Regions from separate parts of the Mus musculus genome. Here region 1 is linked to region 2. The links are chromatin loops, found by intact Hi-C in ENCODE. Cell type or tissue: left cerebral cortex. All regions are shown on one strand. Links, peaks and the distances in the headings refer to the core of each region. The heading gives the core; the rest is flanking DNA.

Region 1 (4,385 bases), core at 325-4,324, 280 kb after region 2:
CTTCCCAGCCCAGCCTGAGCATTTTGGTGGTCATCCAGAGATACACAAGGTGAGAGCTATGATGGAAGAGGAGGAGGAGAAAAAGGAAGAGGAGGAAGAGGAAGTGGACACTTTGCCTTTTAAAAATCCTTTGGCTGATACTTTCCACCCCACGATTTTTTTTTTATTATTCTTACATGCTTAACTTAAATTTTTTTTTTGGAATAAAAAAACCCATTCAATATTTTTGTAAAACATTGGTAACTTAAGGCCTGTGGTGATGGCTAAGAAGAAAGGAATTTGAGTAACATTCTTACATGCACATACCATTAATCTCAGTAATATATATTTAAATATTTCAGGTTGGCTTTAGTTAATTTTAAGGTCATGTGTGATTGCCAAGTTGACCCATTGAGAGTCGAAGCAGCAACCCAGGCACACCTGGCTCAAGGACAAGCCACACAGACACAGTCTGTATGAAGATGGAGCATGCAGATCAGAGTGAGAGCCCCTCAGGATCTTCCTGGGAAAGAGAAACCAAAGGCCGTTGGAGTAAGAGTCTACCAAAGCCTTTTCTCTTTATAGGGTTTGATTCCTTAAGAAATGTTGATTTTATTTGTTGAAAGAGCCATATTCAATTGAACACTAGTTACCCGAGCTCATCTAAAATGCCCTTCAGTGGAACACTGTGTGAGACTGTATGACCATAGCTGTGGCTGGAACTTGGCGCAGGCCACATTTAAACCATCCATCAGGCCCTAGTGTCCTCCCTCTTCCCCAGGGCCTTACTCTATAGCTGAAGTTGCCCTGAGACTCCCCACATAGCCCAGGCTGGCCCATTTCTTTCTGCCTCTGGCTCCTGAATGATGACATCACAGTTTGTCGCCCACACCTGGCTGGCTTCTAATTTCTTTTCTCCTTCTCATCTTCTTCCTTAGGCTTCTTCTTTAAATGAACTAAGTTATAAGAAAGTACAGACACACCCCCTCCAAAACAAAACTTCCAAGACTGTATTTTCCTGAATGAACATCAAAACTCAACAGGTAAATAAAGGATGTGGATTCCTTCTTTTCCTTGTCTTCATTTTTACTTTTCCCCTTCAGTTTTATAACATATTTATTTCCAAAGGAAAAAACCCTCAATAGTTTAAATACGAGTCCAAAAGGGTTGCTGTAGGTCAGTGGCGAGCCATGATGCTGTCTTCGGCAGCTCACCGCCTCCCCTAAGGCCTCTTCCCATGAGGAGAGAGCTCTATGTCTCTTCCCATCTACGTTCCTTAACAGCGTGAGTCTGCACTTTGTTGTGAACGTGTTACTTTTCCATTTCTACATCATGAATTTCAGTCCAAAGCCAGTCCCATAACCCTAATAATTTCTACTTGGGCCAAACTGTCTGTATCTTTCATAAAATAGAAATTTATTGAGAGCTTCTATGGGCCAATCTTGTTTCACTAATCAGCCTTTGATTCCCTTGGATGTCAAAGGGGACACATACTACACTGTTGGTACAAATTTTTGACTCTTTATGGCACTTGGTAGGAATGGAGACTGCCATCCAAGCTGGGCCAGGCCCCGGCCAGCCTGGGAACCACCTTGGGGCAGAGGAGTCAGGGCTGTGGCAGGCAGCGGACCTAGGCAGAAAGGACACATGCCACCCAGGGAATTCCTTCTTTCTTAGTAAGGATAATGCTTTGACTTAAAAAAAACATCAATTTCCTGTATCTATTTAATTTGAGGGGACAAATTTACTTCACACTACATATGCATTCAAATTGTAGGTCCTTTTTAATTTTTCATACTCAGTAACTGGCTAAGCTGTGACCCAGACCTTCCAAATTAGTTTAATGTCAGTCCTGGCTACAAGCATGCTCCCTGTCCCTAAAAGCAAACCCGGTAGACAGCCTGTATTTGTAAACCAGGTATCTTATAAGACACACTTGAGACACATCCCATTTCCCCAGATGAGTCAAGTCAGCAGCAGAAAACCTCGACTCACTTTATAAAAAGAAGGGAGGAGAAAAGGCACCTTCTCTGGTGTAAACTGGTTTAGTGGACAGGCAGTGGGTATGGAGGAGAGACAGCAGCCCTTTCCCAGGCAGGTCCCAAGAGTGTTTGGGCATGGAGAAACACTTCCAGATGTGCACACACAGATGTGGATTAAACGTAGGATAGGCAGCTTTAGAGCTAACAGGTACAGCCACAGTGTGTCATCAGTACAGGTCCACACCTCTGACAACACACAGGCTTTCTGTTGGTATACCATTGTTCTTTCTTTCTTCTTCTTTTCCCCCCAAAGCCAAACATTAGCCTTGTCAGATCGTAACAGTCTTATAAGCCTGGTGTGGCCCTCACTGCTGCAAGACTGGGACAAAGAGATGATGTTACAGTCTGGTTTCTATGGCAACGGAGGAGGGGTAATGAAAACTGAAATGCAGGAAACACCCATTCTGACTATTGTGACATAATTCAGTTTCTTACAAGGAAGTAACTATCTAAGAAGCAGAAGTATCATTACCTGGCGGCTGCTGTTCACAAAAAGCTGTGCTGTGTATTTCTCTTAGCTGGTCTGTCTGTACAGAGGAAAGAAATAACACACACACACACACACACACACACACACACACACACACACACACACACACACAGAGTCCTCGCTTTCTGCATGTAAAATGTGTGTGTGTTCTTTAGAAGCCAGCGGTTGGCTGGTTTTCCGGACATGATGTGGTTGAAGCTGTCATCGTAATGGAAATTCACTGCTGTAGCTATGGTAAATCGAGTGTTCTGCCTGTACTGAATGCATTAGTCTAATGAGATGTTTGCAGCGGCGGCGAGCTGGGCTGCTGGCGACTAGCTGTGAGGCAGGCGTAGCACACGGGTGGAAGATAGCTTGTGCCATACTCGCAGTGTGTGTGCAGGAAGTCACCTGTCTTCTAAGCCACCACTCCAGACCTCAGCAAGCAACACCCTGGTCAGGGCTCTGTGACCAAGCTGTAGGTAAGGGAGACGCATGCTGGCGGGTGTGCTGTGGTACATTGTATGGCTCCTTCTCTTTGGGCTGGCGGCACAACAGGTTACCTGCTTTAGTTTATTTGGGAGGGTTTGCATGCCTGCCTCTCTGGCAATGCACGAGTGTCTGGTGCTAAAACTACTGAGCCCGGTGGGTAAACTTCGGATCCTAACATGCAAAATATAATGTTTGATTTTTTTTAACTATATATCAAAGGGAGATTTAAAGTAAAAACACAGTTTATAACCATTTTTGACATGTATACACTTAACCTCTCTTTAAGTCTATATGTAAATATGTGCAAATTTTTTATTATTTCAAACATGAATATGGTTTTTTTCCTAATAATAATTTTGTCTTATTTTGTATTATTAATTTAAAATTTGTAGTATGGATTAGGTTACAAATATTTACCTAAAATTGATTATTAAAATTGGCTGTGATATAAGCACTCATCAAAGCATTTGTTTTCAAATTGAATTTTATTTACTTGTGTTGAATGCTGCAGATGGGATATTTCATGTGTTTTTGTTGGTTGCTGATGTACCAGTCATAGATAAGGAGAGTATTAATTGTTTGCAAGTTCCTGCTATTAGTTTTTTTAGGAGGAAATAACTAACAGGTTAGTATGGAATGTTTGGAGTTTCCCCAAGTTCAAAGACAAAGTCACCTCCTCCCCTCACACAGTCCTATGTGACCCCAAATAGCTTCCACTCATTCTGCCTGCAGCCCCGGGTGTCGTCTACAGGTTGCTCTGCGGATGGACAGGACCAGTGGGTATGGCTGCTGAGTTAGCAGTTTTCACTCATCATTGATGCGCTTGAGTCTAAGTTCTTGCCGTTATTTTCGACAATAAGCCAGAGGTGGCGGCTTGCTGTGTTGTCTTTCTAGGGTCATGACATTTCTCAAGAGGGCTAGGACCATCAGCAGCTCTCTGAGAAATGGGGCTTTGTAGCTGGGATGCTTGAAAAGTGATCCAGATGTGGTTGTTGTGTGTTCCATGTTTTTAATTCCTTTCTCAACTAAGGAACATTTTTTTTTGAAGGGTAAGAGACATAGATGTCTTTCCCTCCTCAAGACTTTTTTCTCATTAAGAACAAAACAAAACGGAATGTCTGGAGAACATGTAGAAGTATGGAGATGGCTGTAGAGGAGAAGGTGCCTGATTTAGACAGTATTTTATGGAACATTTTGTGTGCTTGTTGCTTGGTAGAAGTGGCTCAGTCGATCTGAGTAACAGCTACTGGGTGGCAATTACCTAGAAAACTAGCACTGCGTAGCATCAAAATGCAGCTAAAATGTAAACATTGATGCCCCGTGCAGAGAAGCCGCTTGGTAGCTTTACAGTCTACCTTTAAAATATAGCTGTCAACTACTATTAAAACATGAATGTGTTTCTC
Region 2 (4,385 bases), core at 268-4,267:
GAGGTGGAGGCGGGAACTGCATCCATCCTAAGTGAGACTTCATTATCAGTCCCCAGAAGTAACCAAGACTCTTCCAACTTTCAAAGACCCTGGACAATGAGGGCGAGTGAAGGGGGAGGGGGCGGGAAGGAACTCACAGAGAGCGCCAAAAATGTTATGGGGGGGGGGGGGGACTACACCGGTGGCTAGCGAGTTTCAGGGTGTGCGCACTATACACAGACCCTAGAACTCCCAGCCTCCGGCCTGTGGAAGGCGGGAACTGGAAAGCCCCGGGGAGACCGTTGTACCGCGTAGGCGCCCACCACGCCGGCTCAGGCCTACGCACTCCGAGGGTCTGCAGATTCTGTGCTCGCACACGCCCAGCTGCCCTGCACTTCTGCCTGTCTTTGGAGGTCAACAGAGATCAGTTGCAGCAGTGCGGTCTATGGGAGAGGAAGCTGGAAGAAGAAGCGTCCGGAGTGAGCAGGCCGCAGACTCCTGTCGGTGCTGGGCTCCCGCTCCGAAAGTCCTTGGGATTAGGGATTTGGTCCTCTCTTTGCTAGACTGGCTCGCCATACTTTACATTCCCCAGTTATGACCTACGCGGATTTAGGATTAAGGAAAATGTGACTTTTAAATGGTTTCTGCTTCCCGGTTTTGCAGGATTATTTGAAATAGCTGGAAACGGAGTGCAAAGCATTCCATTCGAAATCCGCTTTTTGCAGAGTTGCTTTTGCGCGCTGCAAGCTCTGAGTTTTTGAGCGGCTGCGTTATTGTGCGGCCGCCTGGAGCTGCGGCCCAGTTCCCGCCCCTGGCTCACCCCTCCCACCTTCGGCACCTGCAGCTAAATAGAAACAGCAGGCTGGACCGGTGGGCTGCCACGGGTCGCAACCTTCCTGATACACCGGGGAGACCCGGAAGAGCTAGCATCCAGAAGCAACGAAATTGCTCTCCCAGTTGCACGAAACGCTCCAACGCAACAGTCTAAGAGAGCTAGGCCAACGGACATACAAGCCCGAGAGAGTATTACTCTGGGGCTCAAATTCAGAGCTCTCAGAAGGACCATCCCGGCCTCCCAGCCTGCCCTCCCCAGGCCACGCGCCAGGACCCCGCGGCTGCCCGAGCGGTACCCACTTGTTGATCCGGCGGGCTTGCTCATGCTGGCGGTCCCGGGGCGCAGCGGTTGGTGGGCACTGCCGGATTCCCGACCCACGGCGCCCACGTCGCCGCCGGCCGCCGCCGCTCTCCAGCCGCCCTCCAGCCTGCGAGGCTCCCGGGCGGGACAGACAGGTGGCTATTGGTTGTGCGCTGCCCTGCTCTCCCCGGCGCTCAGAATTCGTTCCACAGTGGAAATGTAAGCATCCTTAAGTTTCTTTCCCGGCTCTAGCAAAACTGCAGCTGCTGGGGATGCGGCTTGATGTGGACACAGTCTTGAACAGACAGATGGAGAGATGGACAGGCAGGCTGAAGAGGGAGGACAGCGCGAGGGGAATATGGAAGGACAGAGATGGAGACACGGAAATGGTCTTCCTACGGAGCAACGAAGGCGAACTTCCCCTCGTTCCCCATGCTTGGTACTGCTTCCAATCTCTCCCTCCACACAGGCGTGCAGAGTGGGCAGCTCTCTGCAGACTGCAGATCTTCTGTGGAAAGGCGAAAATCACAGCCGCAGTCTCAGAGGCAGATTAAGCTCCTCGCTGCCGGAGCCCCGGCGCCGAGAGGGGAAACTAGATTGCTGGGAGATCTTCCAAGGGGAGAGGTGGCCAGATCCGAGTTTCCGGGGACAGCCGCGCACGCAGCGGCGAAGGGTCCCCGAAGTTCATTACCCTGTGACTTTGTGCCTGTCGCTGCGGGCCGGGTCTCTGGTAATATCTCCAGTAGCGCTCTGACAGGCAGCCGCGGGGAGGGGAATAGGGCGTCCCTGGCCCACTTAGCTTTTCCCCCAACTCCTGGCGGGGTCTGACGTCAGCCATGTGCGGGGAGGAGATGGGAAGAGGGAGGGGGTTAAATGCTAATGATATTAATGAACCTCCAAGCGGCTTCCAAAGAAAATGCAAGCGCTCTCGGAGCTGACGAGTTGAGAGTGAATACGGGCAAGCGGCTCCGTGCGTGCGTGATGGTGAGGACGGAGCCGCTCTTGTAATAAAAAAAATATGAATTTTTATATTTCACGGGAAGGGAGGAGGGGAGGGGTGGTGGGGCTCTCTCAAAACGCTTTTCCCCTCTCTCCAGAATGCCAGACAGATAGATTCGTGGAAGATATTGGGTAGCTGTGTCTGTGTATGATTGTGTGCGCCCGGACATGGCCATGTGAGTTGGTTCATTGTTGGTCTCGCGCCCCTTCTGTTGGGTAAAACTTGGATCTGGCCCGAGGTGAGTAATTTATTCATTTTGCAACTATCTATGGAAAGCCAGAGCTGAGGTCGCGGTGCGCGGTCTTGGGGACTGGGCTGGGATCTTGCGGTCCCTCGGCCTCGGCGTGACGGCTTTGGGCACCGCCGCGGGGAGGGCTTCGCCAGCTTCTTGCAAACAAAACCGGCCAACCCGGAGCTGGCGGCGTCCCTCTCGCCTCCATTGCGTGTACTGAGCAGCTGAGAGGCAAAGCCTCAAAGCCTTCCCTCCTGCGGTTGGTCCCCAGCGGGCGTCGCTGGCTTACCCCTGCAGGCCTGGGGACTCTGGAGAGCTCCGCCACCTTCCTCCCCAGCCGGGTCGCCTACCCGAAATCCTAGAGCTCTCTGGCATCTTGGTCGTGGCGCGGCGCGGGGACAGCGCGCGCCGAGGGAGCCTTGATCTCCGATCTCTAAGAGATTAATTCTATTTAAGCTCCCTCCGCCGCTTGAACTTGTCGAACAAGAGCTTGCCAGCCTCTCCTCGGGGCGTGGGCCCGGCCGGGGGTCAGAGGTCGCGCCTCCAGCTCTCCAGACCGAATTGGAGGCTGGGGGCTGGCGAGCTGTGGACAGCGCTCCTCCTGGTCGCTAGCCCACCCTTCCCGCAGCTCCCTCCTCACCTGGCCGCAGTGCCTGTTGGAGTCTCCCGTGTGACTGCCTGGCCCTGCAGATCCAAGGACCGGGTCCCAACTCGAAAGGGCTGTATGCTCCTGTCTCAGGCCTCAGCACGTGAAAGCAACTTTTCCCGGATTGCCCGAGCCTGGGAGGCAAGGAACCAAGAGCAGCACACACAGCAACTACCAGGCTTAGGGCCAGGCCACTTGGAACAACCGAGAGGCGGGTGATCGTGTCCCATACCACCTCTCCTTTATGGTCTTTCAAACAAGGGCGAGTATAGGGTAAGCTGGGGATTTTTAGATGACAAGGAGGGAAAATTAACATTTTTTTTTTGACAGTCAACTTGGGCTGCCAGCGAGCCCTGCTCGCGGCACAGCTCAAACTCGAACTCAGTGCAAAGAGAGGAGAGGCATTTCCGGCTAGGGTTTTAGAGACAGGGTGCCAGGCTCGGCTTTTGGTCCTCGGGTCTAACTCTTGCCAGAGATCCAATTGATGCTGCTGTGGCAGACACCACCATCGCGATGTGGAGGCAGAAGGGGGGTGCTTGGTCAAGGACAAAGGACTTCAAGTGGAACTAATTTGCCGTGGGCAAAGATGTGGGCAAGTGGTGGTGGGAACTAAACACGGACTTGTCTTCAGGGAGAAGTTTAAGGATTTGTGGACAGGAAGAGAACTAGGGATGTTTCAGGTGCCCAGTCTGGAAGGTAGAAGGACTTGGCTGCTCTGGATTCCAAACAACTCTCGACTCCTCCTGCAGTGCCTGCTGACTCATTTACAGACACCAAAACTTGTGAAAAATACTCCCAAACTCACACAGTTGTCCCCCAAACAAAATTGGAATGTTCTTTCTCCAGCCACTAACTAACTCTTAATCGAACTAGGTGCCAAGAAGCCCACTAAACAGACACGGGTGCACACACCCCACCCCCACTCCACACCGAGAGAACGATCCAATTCTGGCAAAAGCCACAAGGGGCTACCCACCCCGCAGCATATGCGTTCTGTATTCTGGGCGCCCGACTGTAATTATCCGCGCGTTTTGCATAATTCACAATACAGTTCTGAAATCATCGTGATGACTTTCTGGCATGATTGGTTCGGTGGTAAAGGCAGCAACTAGCTCCAGAATAGGCTGGCGTGCTTAGGATTCTACAGCCCCTAGATGCGCAGAGAAGCCCAAGGGCTGCCTGGCCTCTGCTCGAGCCAACCAGCTGAAGGCCACAGGGACCCTGGTTCGAAACTTTGAAAAACTGAAGCTAATTGGGACACGGCTCAAAGAAAAATCTTTAGCAGAGCAAAGACTGACTTCATTTCCCATCCACTGGCCTCAACACGCTGCCCGCCTCATAGGAGGTGCCACAGAATGTGGGAAAGAAAGAAGTCCTTGGCAGACTTCCCAAG

The links. A loop is a pair of places that touch in the nucleus more often than their neighbours do. Peaks named below come from ENCODE experiments on the same cell type or tissue, not always from the same donor. Only the 100,000 strongest peaks of a DNase experiment are listed, where the experiment ranks them.
Region 1: a loop joins it to region 2, with 4 times the contacts of the local background. A loop is called at or near these places in 1 of 42 quality-filtered maps.

What each region holds. Positions count from the first base shown.
Region 1 is chr10:42,857,882-42,862,266 of GRCm38, forward strand. Scml4 (Scm polycomb group protein like 4) reads left to right here and starts at 2,631. Exons shown (of 9, transcript NM_172938.3): 1 at 2,631-2,972. In left cerebral cortex, for the core only: no CTCF peak of the experiment used is centred there; DNase peaks (open chromatin) are centred at 2,390 and 2,816; H3K4me3 peaks cover 787 bases; H3K27ac peaks cover 285 bases.
Region 2 is chr10:42,581,769-42,586,153 of GRCm38, forward strand. It overlaps Nr2e1 (nuclear receptor subfamily 2, group E, member 1), which reads right to left and starts at 1,822. Exons shown (of 9, transcript NM_152229.3): 1 at 1,114-1,822. The coding sequence starts at 1,138. It overlaps Gm38491 (predicted gene, 38491), which reads left to right and starts at 2,024. Exons shown (of 2, transcript NR_169130.1): 1 at 2,024-2,098; 2 at 2,212-4,055. In left cerebral cortex, for the core only: a CTCF peak has its summit at 2,027; DNase peaks (open chromatin) are centred at 731, 1,407, 1,662, 1,883 and 1 more place; H3K4me3 peaks cover 2,948 bases; H3K27ac peaks cover 823 bases.